2 separate regions of the Homo sapiens genome follow, and region 2 is linked to region 1. The links are chromatin loops, found by intact Hi-C in ENCODE. Cell type or tissue: mammary epithelial cell. All regions are shown on one strand. Links, peaks and the distances in the headings refer to the core of each region. The heading gives the core; the rest is flanking DNA.

The links. Peaks named below come from ENCODE experiments on the same cell type or tissue, not always from the same donor. Only the 100,000 strongest peaks of a DNase experiment are listed, where the experiment ranks them.
Region 2: it touches region 1 in a loop (4-fold over the local background); 2 of 110 quality-filtered maps call a loop at or near these places.

The regions. Positions count from the first base shown.
Region 1 is chr10:15,008,825-15,017,162 of GRCh38, reverse strand. It overlaps ACBD7-DCLRE1CP1 (ACBD7-DCLRE1CP1 readthrough), which reads left to right. Exons shown (of 8, transcript NR_144471.1): 7 at 119-259; 8 at 1,692-2,091. It also overlaps the pseudogene DCLRE1CP1. Among named protein-coding and RNA genes, the nearest start is that of OLAH, 31 kb to the left of the region's middle. RefSeq lists an enhancer at 3,195-3,254. In mammary epithelial cell, for the core only: no CTCF peak of the experiment used is centred there; a DNase peak (open chromatin) is centred at 3,482.
Region 2 is chr10:15,080,433-15,088,770 of GRCh38, reverse strand. It overlaps ACBD7 (acyl-CoA binding domain containing 7), which reads left to right. Exons shown (of 4, transcript NM_001039844.3): 1 at 1-54. The coding sequence starts at 43. It overlaps ACBD7-DCLRE1CP1 (ACBD7-DCLRE1CP1 readthrough), which reads left to right. Exons shown (of 8, transcript NR_144471.1): 1 at 1-54. Among named protein-coding and RNA genes, the nearest start is that of ACBD7, 4.2 kb to the left of the region's middle. RefSeq lists a silencer at 1-210 and enhancers at 4,270-4,792, 4,793-5,316. In mammary epithelial cell, for the core only: no CTCF peak of the experiment used is centred there; a DNase peak (open chromatin) is centred at 4,050; H3K4me3 peaks cover 1,224 bases.

The DNA.
Region 1 (8,338 bases), core at 178-8,177:
TAGGGTGACAGGTCATATCCTAACTGTCCCCGTAGGTGTGAGTACCTGGGACTGTTGGGAAGGAAAAGGCTATGTGCGGCTCTCCACCTGTTAAATGTCTCTTTAAAATCCTGTCTAGGAGGAGTGTTTATGTGGAGTCTTAGAGCTGGTTCAAAGCTGGATCACTCAGAGCCTGTACCATGTTGTGTGGCTGAACTGCAAAGCGGCTTATGGCTATGAATATTTGTTCACCAACCTTAGTGAAGAATTAGGAGTCCAGGTATGGTGACTGTTCATTCTTTTTTTTTTTTTTTTTTTTTCTTTTTTTGAGAGGGAGTCTTGCTATGTCACCCAGGCTGGAGTGCAGTGATGCGATCTCGGCTCACTGCAGCCTCCACCTCCCGGGTTCAAGCAATTCTCCTGCCTCAGCCTCCTGAGTAGCTGGGATTACAGGTGTGAGCCACCATGCCCGGCTAATTTTTGTATTTTTATTAGAGACAAGGTTTCACCATGTTGGCCAGGCTAATCTTGAACTCCTGACCTCAAGCTATCTGCCTGCCTCGGCCTCCCAAAGTGCTGGGATTATAGGCGTGAGCCAGTGCTCCCAGCATATTCATTCTTTTCTCTTGCTCCCTTCCATCCTCCCAGCTCACCTTTCCTCCCCCTCCTTGCCTGCTAAATAACTGCAAACAGGGACAGATGGAAGCACCCTATCAAGACGTGTCTGCAGCAGAGGTTCGCGGGCCCTCTGAAGGAATATATCATCTTAGTTCAGTCACATCCTCCTGGGAGAAAATTGACAGAAGCCCAAATGGCTTACAAGAGCCTTCAGTGAAATGCCCCATAGACAAAGTATTTTTCCCAAACTTTGGGTCATGAAATAAATTTAGCGATTGTGACCAGCATTGAAAATAAATTTGAACAAGGAGATATGGGAGTGGATTTTTTGCAGTACATGCTCCTCTGTTGCATGTCATGTATATGCCTTAAAGATGATTCTTGATTTTTTATTTTATTTTATTTTATTTTTGAGACTGTCTTGCTCTGTCACCCAGGCTGGAGTGCAGCAGTGGCATGGTCTCGGTTCACTGCAACCTCCGCCTCCTGGGTTCAAGTGATTCTCTTGCCTCAGCCTCTGAAGTAGCTCAGATTACAGGCCTGAGCCACCACACCTGGCTAATTTTTGTATTTTTAGTAGAGATGGGGCTTCAGCATGTTTGTCAGGCTGGTCTCGAACTCCTGACCTCAAGTGATCCACTGGCCTCCGCCTCCCAAAGTGCTGGAATTACAGGCATGAGCCATGGCGCCTGGCCGAGGGTAGATGATTCTTGATTGTTTTTGTCTGTGTGGATTACTGCTTTATTCCTCGCATTTAGAATAAAGCTCGACACACAGTAGGTGTACAAGAACATTAATTGAATTTCCCTTGAAGGACTGAAGGACAATATTAACATCATTAAATGACATCCCTGAGCCGAGTCTCTGTAATTTTTCGCTTCCGTCAGTGATGGCAGCGATCCTGACCAGTCAGCCTTGTGCCTGTTGACATGCTGGCAGGATACCAGAGTGCACTGAAATAGCCAAAAACTGCTTTTCAAGAAAGAAGAGAGGGTGAATTCACTAACTGGGTGTTTTGCCCTGAGTAATTAACCTTGAACAATTTATAGGAAATACAGTTCAAATAATTTGCCCGTACATATTATTTTCCTTAGATTCATGTCAATAAGCTAGACATGTTTAGGAACATGCCTGAGATCCTTCATCATCTCACAACAGACCGCAACACTCAGATCCATGCATGGTGGCACCCCAAGGTACATGTGTGAGTGGCTCGAGACCTCCAAAAGTTTCCCACCAGAGACCTAGGCTGCGTGTTGCTCTGGTAGGTTGATGAGCTTTGGCTGGGACACCCCACGGCAGTCGGGTGCACCAAGGGAACGGATTGCCCTACGCCCACACCTGGAGGACTGTGGGTATAAGGTGTCCAAGAAAAAAGCTCAGATCTGCTGACAGCAGGTATGTTCCTTGGGATATACTATCTGACAGGGGGAATGCAGCCTCGTATCAGAAACAAAGCAGGTCATTTGCCATCTAGCAGAGCCTAAGAGCAGAAGGCAGGTGAGAGAATTCTTAGGAGCTGTGAGGTTTTGTAGACTGTGGATCCCAAACTTTGCAGTATTAGCTAAGCCTTTGTTTGAGGTCACAAAGGAGGCGGGGACCGGGAACCTTTTGAATGGGGATCCCAACAACAGCAAGTCTTTCACGAGTTAAAGGAGAAACTTATGTCAGCCCCAGCCCTGGGGCTACCTGATCTGACAAAGCCTTTTACATCGTATGTGTCAGAGAGAGAAAAGATGGCAGCCGGACTTTGAACCCAAACTGTGGGGCCCTGGCCGAGGCTGGTGGCCTACGTCTCTAAACAAGTAGACGGGGTCTCTAAAGGATGGCCCCCATGTTTGAGGGCCTTGGCAGCAACTGCCCTGCTAGTACAAGAAGCAAATAAGCTGACTCTTGGGTAGAACCTGAACAGAAAAGGCCCCCCATGCTGTGGTGACTTTAATGAATACTAAAGGACATGATTGGCTAACGAATGCGAGACTCACCAAGTACCAAAGTGAAAATCCCCATATAACCATTGAAGTTTGTAACATCCTACACCCTGCAACCTTGCTCCCACTATCAGAGAGCCCTGTCAAGCATGATTGTGTAGAAATGTTGGACTCGGTTGACTCTAGCAGACCTGACCTCCGGGTCCAGCCTTGGGCATCAGTAGACTGGGAACTATAGGTGGACGGGAGCAGCTTCATCATCCCGCAAGGAGAGAGAGGTGCAGGGTATGCAGTGGTAACCCTGGACACTGTTGTTGAAGCCAGATCGATGCCCCAGGCCACTTCACCCAGAAAGCTGAACTCATTGCTTTCATTCAGGCCTTAGAACTCAGTGAGGGTGAGACTGTCAACATTTACACTGATTCTCGGTATGTCTTTTTAACCCTTCAAGTGCATGGAGCGTGATAGAAGGAAAAGGGCCTATTGAACTCTGGGGGAAAAGGCAGAAAATAACAACCAGAAATCTTGCATTTATTAGAAGCAGTATGGAAACCCCACAAGGTGGCAGTTATGCATTGCAGAGGACACCAGCGAGCTTCCACCTTGGTGGGCTTGGGGAATTCCCGCGCTGACTCAGAGGCTGCAAAAGCAGCATCTGTCCCCTTCCGGGCATCAGTCATAGCCCCTCTGCTCCCTCAAGCACCTGATCTTGGACCTGCTTATTCTAAAGAATAAAAGGACTTTCTCCAGGTAGAGGGAAGGACAAGTGATGGAGGAAGGATGGAGTCAGTTACCAGATGGGAGCGTAGCTGTGCCACAGCTGTGAGGAACTGCAGTTGTACTGGCACCCATCTATGTCAGGAGTCACTTGAAAAGTTGTTAGGCTGGTATTTCTACATCTCACATTTGTCAGCTCTTGCCAAAACGGTGAGGCAGTGGTGTGTCACCTGCCTACAGCCTAATGCGAGGCAAGGTCCAGCCGTTCAGCCCAGTGTACAAGCTTATGGAGCAGTCCCCTTTGAAGATCTCCAGGTAGACTTCACAGAGATGCCAAAGTGTGGAGGTAACAAGTATTTACTTGTTCTTGGGCGTACCTACTCTGGGTGGGTGGAGGCTTATCCAACACGAACTGGGAAACCTCGTGAAGAAACCCGTGTGCTTCTTCGAGGTCTGATTCCTAGATTGGGACTGCCCTTCCGGATCGGCTCAGATAACGGGCCTGCATTTGTAGCTGACTTGCTACAGAAGACAGCAAAGGTATTGGGGATCACACGGAAACTGCATGCCGCCTCCCAGCCTCAGAGTTCTGGAAAGGTGGAGCGGATGAATTGGACTATCAAAAATAGTACTATTGTCTTCCCCTCTGGATATGTAAAACACCACCACGAGGGGCGTCAAACCACCTGCTAAATTTGAGGGAATGTTATCCTCTTCCCCGCTCCCCCGGCCCCAGATATTAGAGACAATAACACACGGGTAATGTACAACCACTGCTTTATTGGGAGTAATATCATCTCCTCCCTTCTTGGATATTAGGAACAATATCACACTGTGCGTGTACGCCTGTCGCGAAATTCAATGGAATGTCATCCTGTGCTTCCCTGGATATGATGAACAGTAAGTATCACGGGGGATGTACAACTTCTGAGATATTGGGAGTGACCTCATCCTCTCCCATCTGGAACTTAGGGACAGTATCACAAGGGTAGTGTACACCCTCTGTGACATTAGGATGAATATCATCCTCCCGCCCACTGGATATTAAAAACCGTATCACAAGGGGCGTGCACACACACTTCGATATTGGTATGAATACCATCCTCTCCCTCTTTGGATATTCAGTGCAGTATTTCAGGTGGGGAATACACTACCTACAATATTGGAAGTAATATGATTTTCTCCCACCCAGGATATTGGAAAGAATATCACGGGGGGTGTGAACAACCCCTGCGATATTTGGAGTTATATCATCGTCTCCCCTCAAGAATATTAAGAACAATATCTTAGGGGTGGGGGTTGTACACTCCTTTTCATATTCGATATCATCCTCTTCCCCCTTGGATATTAGGAACAATATCAGGAAGGGATGTACAGACCCTGCGACCTTTGCTGTCATATAATTGTCTCTCCCCTAGATATTAAGGAAAATGTCACGGGGGATGTGAACACCCCTGCGATATTCGGAGTAGTATCATCCTGTCCAACCTTGCGTATTGGGAACAACATCACAGGTGGGTTGTACTGCCTCTGCGATATTGGGAGTAAAATTTTCCTCTCTTCCCCTGGATACTAGGAAGGGTATCAGAGGGGGAGGGTACACATTCCCTGCGATATTCAATGTCACCTTATCCTCTCCCTCCCAGGGTATTCAGAACAATAGGACAGGAGGGGTGTACACACCCTGCGATATTGCGAGTCATATCATCCTCTTTCACTCTGGATGTTAGGAACAATCTCACAGGGTTGTGTACGCCCCCTGCGATATTGGGAGTAATATCATCCTCTCTCCCTGTGGATATTAGGAAGAGTATCACAGGGCTGTGTAAACGCCCTGCGGTACTGGGAGTAATATCATCCCCTCTTCCTCTGGAGATGAGGAAGATTTTCACAGGGGTGTGTACACCCCCTGCGATATTGGGAGGAACATCATCCTCTCCACCTGGGAAATGAGTAAGAAGGACACAGGGGCAGGGTGGACTCCTCCTGCGATATTGGCAGTAATGTCATCCTCCCCAAACCTGGATGTTAGCAACGAGATCACAGAGGGGGTGTACACACCCTGCGATATTGGAAGTAATATGATCCTCTCCCCAACTGGATATTGGGAAAGATATCACAGCACGGGTATACATTTCCTACACTGTTGGAAGTAATATCATTCATTTCCTTTCTGGATATGAGGAAGAATATCACAGGGGTGCTGTACAATTATTTCCATATTGGGAGTACTCTCATCCTCTATTTTCCTGGATATTGGGCCCAATAACACAAAAAGGTGTACAACCCCTGCAATATTGGGAGTAATAGCATACTCTCCTTCCCTGGATGTTAGAAAACAATATCATCAGGGCTGAACACCCCCTGCGATAATGGGAGTCATATTGACTCTTTCACAGGCCATTTGGAACAATATCACAGGGGTGATACACCCCTGTTTACAAACAGGGGTGGTTTACACCCCCTGGGATATTGGGAGTAACATCATTCTCTCCACTACAGATATTAAGAACAATATCCCTGTGGGAGGTGGTACACCCCCAGTGATATTGGGAATAATGTCATCCTCTCCTTCCCTGGATATTCGGAACAATATCACAAGGGGGTGTACACCTTCCGTGATATTGGAAGCAGTATCATCCTCTCCCTCACTGGATATTAGAAAAACATATCACTCATGGTGTACAGCCACTGTGATATTAGGAAGAATATTACAGGGTGTACACCCACTCTGACTTTAGGAGAAATAGCTCCCTCAAATGTCACAAATAATACCACAGGGTATACAGTGATATCTCCCTAGGATATTACAAATACTATCACAGGGTGTATACCCACTGTGATAACAGGAGTAATATGTCCCAAGGATACTACCAAGAATATCACAGGGCTGTAAACCCACTATGACATCAGGAGTGATATCTCCCTAGGATATTATGAGTAACATCACAGAATGTACACCTATGGTGTGCACCCATGGTGATATTAGGTGTAATATCAACCCAGGGCATAACCAATAAGACCACAGGGAGTACATACATGAGGTACACCCACAGTGATGTTATGAGAACTATCTCCCTAGGATAATACGAATAACATCGCAGAGTGGACACACATGGTATACACCCACTGTGGCACTAGGACTAATAACTTTCTAAGATATTACGAATAGCATCACAGAATAGAAACACATGGTGTACCCCCACTGTAACGCTAGGTGTAATTTCTCCCCAGGATATTACAAGTAACATCTCAGTGCGTGCACACATGGTGAACACCCGCTGTGACATTAAGTGTAATATCCCCCTAGGATATTACCAATAACATCACAGGGTGTCCACCCATGGTGTACACGCACTGTGATGTTAGGGATAATATCTCCCTGGGATATGATGAATAATACCACAGGGTGTAGAGAAACTGTGATATTAGAGGTAATATCTCTCTAGGAGATTATGAATAATATCACAGGGTGTACACCCACTGTGATACTGGGAGCAATATCTCTCTAGGATAGTACAAAGAATATCACAGAGTGTACACCCACTGTGATATTAGGAGAAATATCTCTCTGGGATAATATGAATTATATCACAGAGTGTACACTCATGGTGTACATCCACTTTGATATTAGGAGTAATATCTTCCTAGGACATTACAAATAACATCACGGAGTGTACACCCACTGTAATATTAGGAATCGTATCTCCCTAGGTGATTACAAATAATATCAAAGGGTATACACCCACTGTGATATTAGGAGTAATATCTTCCTAGGGTATTATGAATAATTTCACAGTCTGTACACACATGGTGTACACTCACTGTGATATTAGGAGTAATTTCTACCTAGTGGATAACAAATAACATTGCAGAGTGTATGCCCACTTTGATATTAGCTGTAATATTTTTCAAAGTTGTTACAAATAAGATCACAGGGTGTACAAACATGGTGTACACTCACTGTGATATCAGGAGTCATATCTCTGTAATATATTATGAATAATATCACAGGGTGTACACCCACTGAATTATTCAGAGTAATATCTCTGTAGGATATTACTATTAATATCACAGGGTGTACAGTCACTGTGATATTAGGAGCAATATCTTTCTAGGATATTACAAATAATATCACAGGGTGTACGCCCACTCTGCTGTCAGGAGCAATATCTCCCTAGGATATCAAAAATCCTATCACAGGGTGTCCAATCTCTGCCTTCCAGGTTCTAAGGGATTCTCCTGCTTCAGCCTCCCGAGTAGCTAGGGTTACCCCCCACCACGCCCAGCTAATTTTTTTTTTTTTATTTTCACTGGAGACGGGGTTTCACCACCTTGGCCAGGCTGGTCTGGAACTCCTGACCTCAGGTGATCCATCAGCCTTGGCCGCCCAAAGTGCTGGGATTACAGGTGTGATCCATGGCACTCGGCCAAGAGTTATATATTCAATTCATTTGGAAACACAGCTCCCATATTTGAGTGTGCATGTACTTTTTTGAAGAAATGATGTCAGAAAACCTCAGGATGATAATAAATATGAAAAGTAACTGGCATGTGAAAAGGTGTTCCGATTAAGAACTCTAAGTTTCGATTTCGTTTTTAGATAATGTGGTCCTAGCTCTTGTATCGTCCTTTTACATATTCTACATCAAAGGAATTTGTAGCACGGTGTCAGAATAAAACAGAGTGTATTTCACAGCTTCTTAATTTCTTTCAATTAGACTGAGATCTTTTTCTTCAAGAGAGAAGGACATTTTCATTGCATTGTATTTTTTCTGAAAAGAGTAGGCCGTATTTTACTGAGATCACGGATTTGTTATATATGACGTTTTGGTCTCCTAACATTCTCTAGTGGATTTTCTCTAAAGTAGTATGTACAGAAAGAGTTCAATAGCAAAAAAGTAAATCATGTAATAATTCTGAGATTTTTGGATTTGTCACAACTGAGAAACATCGCTGGCAGTGTACGGTCCGCAAGTGTGAAAATGTTCCTTTTCATTTGCTTGCATCCAAAATATACACACAGCATTAAGGGCTGGTTTTTATCTTTTCTTTTTCCAATCCTCTTTTCTTCCCAAGGTGTCCAAGTCACA
Region 2 (8,338 bases), core at 161-8,160, 72 kb before region 1:
CCGGACGACAACAGCAGCAGCAACAACGCGGCAGCCGCCACCATGGCCCTGCAGGTACCCGGGGCGCGGGGAGGCCACGCGGGAGGGGCGCTCCGCGAGGGGAGTGCTTAAGTGGGGCTCCGGGTGGGCTTGGCGCCCCTGGGAGCGGTCGGCGGTGACCCGGGGGACACGCCCACTCCTTCCCCAGCGCCCCAGATGGCAGTGTAGACCGCACCTGTGCCTGCTGACGGCGAGCCAGGGCTCCCAGGGCAACCCTTCCGGACCCCAGGGGCCGGGTGAGCGGAAAAGCAGGCAAGGCAGGAGCGCCGGGGAGCACGGAGCGGGCCTCCTCCTCTCCGTCTCCGAGAGGGAGTCGAGATCCCCCGCTCCCGCCCCTTCGCTCGTTGGGACCTCCAGGACCTCTCTTAGTGTCATACTGAGCAGAAGAGATCTGTGAGGCTCCAATTTAAAAATACTGTTTTATAGGTATGTGAAAAAAATTGTTAAGGGTGGAAAACTTTGGAAAAGACAACAAATATAAAGTAATAATTACTGATAATAATCCAATGATAATTCCTTCACCCAGGTGATAATCACTGCTACATGCTAGGGTAATTCCTAGTATGTCCTAGTATGTTATTTTCCATGTGTGTATGTGTGTGGCATATATCTACACACATACCTATGATGTTATTGTGTATATAGTTTTATTCCTACACGTAAAACAGTAATATGAGCATTTTCTCATTATTAAATATTCTAAAATGTAATTTTATTTTTCTTTTTTGAGACAGAGTCTCATTCTGTTGCCCAGGTTGAGGCGCAGTTGGTGCGATCTCTGCTCACTGCAACCTCTGCTCACTGCAACCTCCACCTCCCAGGTGTAAGCGATTCTCATGTCTCAGCCTCCGCAGTAGCTGGGGTTACAGGTGCACGCCACCACGCCCGGCTGATTTTTGTAATTTTTTTTTTTTTTTTTTAAGATGGAGTCTCATTCTGTCACCCAGGCTGTTTGAGATGGAGTCTCACTCTGTCACCCAGGCTGGAGTGCAGTGGTGCAATCTCAGCTCACCGCAACCTCCGCCTCCCAAGTTCAAGTGATTCTCCTATCTCAGCCTCCCAAATAGCTGGGATTATAGGCGTGCGCCGCCACTCCTGGCTATTTTTCTCTATTTTTAGTGGAGATGGGGTTTCGCTGTGTTGGCCAGACTGGTCTCCAACTCCTGACCTCAAGTGATCCACCCGCCTTGGACACCCAAAGTGCTGGGATTTCAGGCGTGAGCCACCACGCCCGGCCTCTAAAATGTAATCTTTTACATGCACAAAATTTCATAGAACGTGGCTCACTTCTTTAACCATTTCAGTCAGGCAAGACGTTATCCTGCGTAAAGTTGTAATACATACTTCAGGGCCATCTGGGTTCAAATGTGTGCCTCACTTCTACTTAGCCTGTGACATAGTTAACCTCTCCGTGCCTCAGTTTCTTTATCTAAAAATGCAGGAGAGATACATTAAATGAGTTATATGTATAAAGCATTTAAAACAATGTTTGGCATGTGGTAGAAGTCCAATAAGGATAAGCTTGTGGTGGAACATTTAGTTTGTTTGTTTTGAGACAGGGTCTCACTCTGTCACCCAGGCTGGAGTGCAATGGCATGATCTCAGCTCACTGCAGCCTTGACCTCCTGGGCTCAAGTGATCCTGCCACTTCAGCCTCCCAAGTAGCTTGGACCACAGGCACCTGCCACCACACCTGGCTATTTTTTTTTTTTTTTTTTGAGATGGAGTTTCACTCTTGTTGCCCAGGCTGGAGTGCAATGGCGCAATCTTGGCTCACCGCAACCTCCACCTTCTGGGTTCAACCGATTCTCCTGCCTCAGCCTCCTGAGTAGCTGGGATTACAGGCATGTGCCACCACACCCAATTAATTTTGTATTTTTAGTAGAGATGGAGTTTCTCCATGTTGGTCAGGGTGGTCTCAAACTCCTGACCTCAGGTGATCTGCCCGCCTCAGCCTCCCAAAGTGCTTGGATTACAGGTGTGAGCCACCATGCCAGGCTTTCCTTTTTTGTATCTTTTGTAGACATTTGGTTTTGCTGTGTTGCCCAGGCTGATCTCCAACTCCTGAGCTCAAGCGATCCACCCGCCTTGGCCTCCCAAAGTGCTGGGATTACAGGCATGAGCCACCTTGCCTGGCTCAAATATTCTTGTGCGTGACTTATGTGTTTATACTGAACTCTCTCCAAAATGATCAAAATGTTCTTTCTAAAATTTCCTGAAAGATCTGAAAGTTTCCTTTTTAGCTTAGTACTTTGGTTTTCTGTTGTTGTTTGCTTTTAAAATACTTGCAACGAGGAATTAAGAGTTGAGGAACATCACAGAAAAGCAGTATGCTAAGAAGTATTAACATCGACCCATGATATTATCTACTAATAATGCATTTGCGTGTCAACAATATTGGGGGAAGGTAACTTTTTTTTTTTTTGAGATGGTGTCTTGCTCTGTTGCCCAGGCTGGAGTGCAATGGCGTGATCTTGACTCACTGCAACCTCCACCTCCCAGATTCAAGCAATTCTCCTGCCTTAGCCTCCTAGTAGCTGGAATTACAGGTGCCTGCCACCACGGCCGGCTAATTTTTGTATTTTTAGTAGAGACAGGGTTTCACCATGTTGGCCAGGCTGGTCTTGAACTCCTGACCTCAAGTGATCTGCCTGCCTCAGCCTCCCAAAGTGCTGGGATTACAGATGTGAGCTACCACGCCCAGCTGAAAGTAACTTTTAAAAATGACAACTAATAACTGGCTGACATATTGAAATCTCTTCTGTCTTTATTACCTCACTGGCATGTGCGGGGATCATATTGGTACTAGTGTTCTGCCAAGATGCTCACTGAGTGGAAATGAGAGGAAAGGTGACTAGTTCAGGGTCCCCAGTCTTCTATTTATTTACACAAGAATAAGTATACTGGCAGACTGTCATTGGAGTAGCAAAACAAATGGAATTTCTAATTCGGCTATAGCCTCCTGATTTTATCTGAAAATTACAATATGTTTCCATCCTCACCAAAGCATTTAGGAGAGCTGATGTTTATCCTAAATGGACAAATTTCTTTCCTAGATGATGAAGCTAAAAAACAGACTTCTTCCTCTAGAATATGTATCTTTTCAAGTCTAGGGTACTGATGATTTTAACAACTGGCAAAAAAAGACTAACCTCTTCCCCCAGCCCACATTTGTGTGACCTAAGAACCCTGCAGTTCCTTGAGTGTGAGAATTTTTTATCTTCTTAATTGGGTTGCTCAATGGGAAAGAATTGCTCAAGAAGACCTTGCCAACCCCCTATGTGGGATGACCATGTTCATTGCAGAAAGTAAAGTCAGGTGAGGTGAGAGCCACCCTCGGAGGCTGTCTTCAGCGGGGCTGAAATGTGAAAGGTAATTTACACAGCAGCCCGCCTAGTCAGCACGGAAGGATGCACCCAGGATGTACCCAGTGTGAGTGATGCTGGCGTAACTTCTACGCCAAAGGTGGGGTGAGGGAGCCTAGTGTCAAAAGTTGAACAGGAGAGAGTCCAGGGAGGGGCTGTAGTAGCCTTAAGGCAGTTTGTCTTGCAGAATCCCAAGCTCGGGTGACCGGGAGATAATGCACAAAACATTCAACCAGGATGCCGAGGACCCCTCGCTCAGGAGAAATCAGCTCAGCATTGGCTGCAGTTCCTGCCAAAGGCAGCAAGCCCAGCTCTGCAACAGGATACTGCAAAACTGTGATGCCTTTCTCTCAGGATGAGGCAGGAGAATAGGGTCTGGAGGCAGGGAACCTAAGGCCGATTCACACTGACTTTGTAGAACTAAATCAAAACCCCAACTTTCCACACCTATGTAATAAAAGGACCGGAGGCTACTCCCTTTGCAACCTCCTCCCCACTTTCTGTGTGGCAGATGGAAAATTGAAAGTATCTCTGACTGGTTGCTTTCTGCAACCAATCAGACATTTGCACAGGAATGTACCTTTGTAACTTCATTTCAGCCTCTGATTGGTTGCTTTCCCCAACCAGTCAGACTGATCGTGAGCCAAGTCTTTATTTGCATAGAAGTGTAACTTTGTAACTTCAGCCTCTGATTGCAGGCCGCTACTTCATTTACATAGGATGCACACCAAGTAACCAATGGGAAGCCTCTGGAGGGCGTTTAAGCACAGAAAATTCTGTAACAGGGATCTTGAGTCCCTGTGCTCGGCCTGCTCCCACCCTGTGGAATGTACTTTCGCTTTCAGTAAATCTCGGCTTTTGTTGCTTCATTGTTTCCTTGCTTTGTTTGTGCATTTTGTCCAATTTTTTGTTCAAAATGCCAAGAACTTGGGCACCCTCCACTGGTAACAAGAATGCTTTGGAATTCAATGTCCATGGCTCTATATTTAAAGCTGCATCTCACCTATGATAACTTTCTGATCCCCCTAAAGTCTGCTCGCTCGTTAACCATCCAACAAGGATGTACTTAATAGACTCAGACCAGGCTCACGCCACCCACCAGCAGTCCGTGAGGCCCCGTGGGTGCTGCCAAGGTGATTATTGATTGATTGTTTATTTATTGATTTGTGAGTATTTATGCAACCCCACATAGCCTTTATGTTGAGCTCTAGTAAGTTCTGTCCACACCGCTGGGAGCAGCTTTCCCTGCCCCTCTGCAGCCAACAATCGCAGACCCGATCCCATCTCATCTCAGGGATGGCTTTTTCCGTTCCGTACCTTCCCGTCTGTGCTACCTCCTGTGTTCCCAGAGCAACTGCTGCACCTTATTTGCAGCAAGTCCCCTGTGGTCACCGTTGCCCTGTTCATCTCCCACCAGGCTATGAGCGCCTTCAAGCACGCTGCCTTGTGCATGCCCATCTGCCTGGCAAAGGCCTGGCCTGTCGGAGGTGTTCAGTAAGTAGGTTTGTTAATTAGTATGAGCTGTGAGATGAACTCTGGGAGGGCAGACTCCATAGGATCAAATCAAGAATATTTTACATTCTTGGCCGGGCATCGTGGCTCACGCCTGTAATCCCAGCACTTTGGGAAGCAGAGGTAGGCAGGTCACTTGAGTTCAGGAGTTCAAGACCAGCTTGGCCAACATGGCAAAACCCTATCTTTATTAAAAATACAAAAAAATTAGCCAGGCGTGGTGGTGCATGCCTGTAATCCTAGCTACTTGGGAGGCTGAGGTGGGAGGATCGCTTGAACCAGGAGGTGGAGGTTGCAGTGAGCCGTGATTGTGCCGCTGTACTCTAGCTTGGACAACAGAGCGAGACTGTCTCAAAAAGAAAATTATATTCTTAATCATCCTTAACCCTAGCACAAAAAGAGGCTGATATTCTCTTTTTGTGGCCGAAGCTGCATCTTAGAGGAGCTTTGTTTGTTGCATCGAGTCCCAGGGCAGTGTGTCTCAAAGCTGGAAGTCAAACCTGAGTATCCTGGCCAAGGCCAATGTTGTTTGTACTCCAGCTCATCATGGCTGGGATGGGAAAGGCCTCCTGCAGGAAGGTGCATCAGAACAGCCCCTTAAGGCAGGAATGTATTGCACTGAGGTGCCAGAACCAGACAGGCTAGACAGAGAGAATGATGCTGGCCCCTGCTCTAGAACTGAGTTCCCTACCTAGGGAGGGAGAAAGAGCGGGGACCCCTGAAATGGCATGGGAAACTGTGTGAGGGCATAGCTCTTCTGTGCAGAGGGGTCCAGGACTTTCATTAGATCTTTTTTTCTTTTCTTTTTTCTTTTTTTTGAGACGGAGTCTTGCTCTGTCACCCAGGCTGGAGTGCAGTGGCAGGATCTTGGCTCACTGCAACCTCTGCTCCTGGGTTCAAACTATTTTCCTGCCTCAGTCTCCTGAGTAGCTGGGATCACAGGTGTGAGGCACCGTGCCCAGCTAATTTTTTGTATTTTTAGTAGAGACGGTGTTTCACCATTTTGGCCAGGCTGGTCTCGAACTCTTGACCTTAAGTGAGCCACCTCCCTCAGCCTCCCAAAATGCTGGGATTACAGACGTGAGCCACTGCACCCAGCCCTCATATGGGTTTTCAAGAAGGCTTAGAATTCTAATTAAGGCTTGGCACCTCAAAAGGAGTCGAGTTGCTGTCACTGGAAAATAATATGAGACTTTACAGCAAGCAGAACACCTGAGATGGCCTATAAACCTACAGAGGAAGGTCCTACACCCCTTCTGCATAGCCTTGCCCTCAAGCAGCTCAGCCACTCATGTAGCATTTCAATTTTGTTCTTATTATAAACACAATCCATGCACATTATAGAAGATTTGGAGAGTACAAAAATATTTTAAAACTACATAACTTGCCAGTAATCAGAGGCAATTACTGTTTACATATCTTTAGTATACATCTTTCTAGTTTTTATTTTTTCTATACTACTTACAAAGCTGAGTGTATAAAAAGAATTTGTGTTCTTTGCTAAACCATAAACTAAAAGTATTTCTTATGTCTTGCTTTATTGCAAGTACCTTTTTTTTTTTTTTTTTTTTGAGATAGTCTTGCTCTGTTGCCCAGGCTGGAGTGTAGTGGCATGATCTCGGCTCACTGCAACCTCTACCTCCAGGGTTCAAGCGATTCTCCTGCCTCAGCCTCCCGAGTAGCTGGGATTACAGGCATGTGCCACTATGCCCAGCTAATTTTGTATTTTCAGTAGAGACGGGTTTCTCCATGTTGGTCAGGCTGGTCTCAAACTCCCAACCTTAGGTGATCCACCTGCCTTGGCCTCCCAAAGTGCTGGGATTACAGGTGTGAGCCACTGCGCCCAGCCTGGTCACACAGCTCTTAAGAGATGGAGTTGAGATTCCAATCAAGGCAGTCTGGCTCCAGAGCCATGTTCTTAACCATGGCATTATGTATAAAGCAGCCAAGAGTTTCTTAGGAAGACACTCAGAAGACAAGGCACCCCTTGTTCCATGCCCCGTGCTTCTCAGTCCCCTGTGGGAACTGGGTAGGAGGATGGGCCACGTTCAAGGTTATTTAGGCTGAAGACCCTGATCTCCAACTTACAGGTGATTGTGCTCTTCACAAAACAACTGTTCTGGTTGTGCTACTGTTCGTGGACCAAGCTGAGAGCCCGGCTGCTTACTCTCTCAGCTCAATAACGAGATGCAGATAAACTGGGAGAGAAGAGATTTGATTTCTGTAGCTGGGTGCAAGGAGAAGGACTGCAAATTATTGCGAAGCCAACTCAAAATTACAGAGTTTTCCAGAGCTTATATGCCTGCTAAGTTATATGTCTGCATGTAAGTGTGCGTTCATCTAAAACCTTAAGTGATGAACTTCTTCTAATATATAACTAAGGGCTGAGATCTGAAGACCTTCCTCTGGAGCCTCAGTAAATTTACTTAATCTGGATGGGTCCAGGTGCTGCAGTGATTACCCTTATCTTATTTCCTGCTAAATCATGGAGGGTTGGGGAGTTCCTTCAGACCCCAATAAAACTTGTTTAATCCTAAATGGGTCCTGTTAAGAATTCCTTCATTATCTTGTCATGCCTCAAGCCCCAGGAAGGGCCTGGGCAAAACTCTTGGTGGGCTTTTGTTACCTTGGAGTCTTCGTATGAGGGCACTTGCTCTTTCTGCTTTTAGTATTTAACGTTAACCACTCAGTCAGTGCTGAAACGGTTGTTATGGAGGCCTGCCTGTTTAGCCATTAGGGAAACCTGGCCTGCCACAGTACTGCCTGTCTTTGGGGCTGGAAGGAAACTTGACCCTGCCACTCCGCTGAGCCCGCAGGGTACTGAGGTTACAGTGGGGCTATCCACTTTCTCTCCTAGGCCTTTGGATCCAAAGGGAGCTCTGGCATCAGAGAAGAAGTATGGGGGGCAGGGGGTGGCCAGCATATGTCCTTGAACTTCCCCTGTTTGACAGCCAGCCTACTGACAATTCCTGCTTATCCTGAGTTTTAAAAAATAAGGCAAGGTAAGACACAGTTTAGTTTAAAAATCTATAAAGGAAACTAATCACAAAGCTCTTTGTAGAGTATAAACTAAGAGGTTAGAAAGGGAAAAGGATAAAGATCCTGGGAACACTCAGGCTCTGGAGTAGACTGGACTTCCTTGTCTATTTCAGCCACTGGCTGAACCCTGGGCCAGCCTGAGGGTCTTGCGGGGTTAGGGAGGTCCCAGTTATCAGAGCTAACTCAGGACAAGGCTTAAACTACTTAAGTACATTTGGTTTTTTGTTTTTGTTTTTGAGACAGAGTCTCACTTTGTCGCCCAGGCTAGAGTGCAGTGGTGCTATTTCAGCTCACTGCAACCTCCGCCTCCCAGGTTCAAGCAATTCTTGTGCCACAGACTCCTGAGCAGCTGGGATTACAGGCACGCACCACCAAGCCCAGCT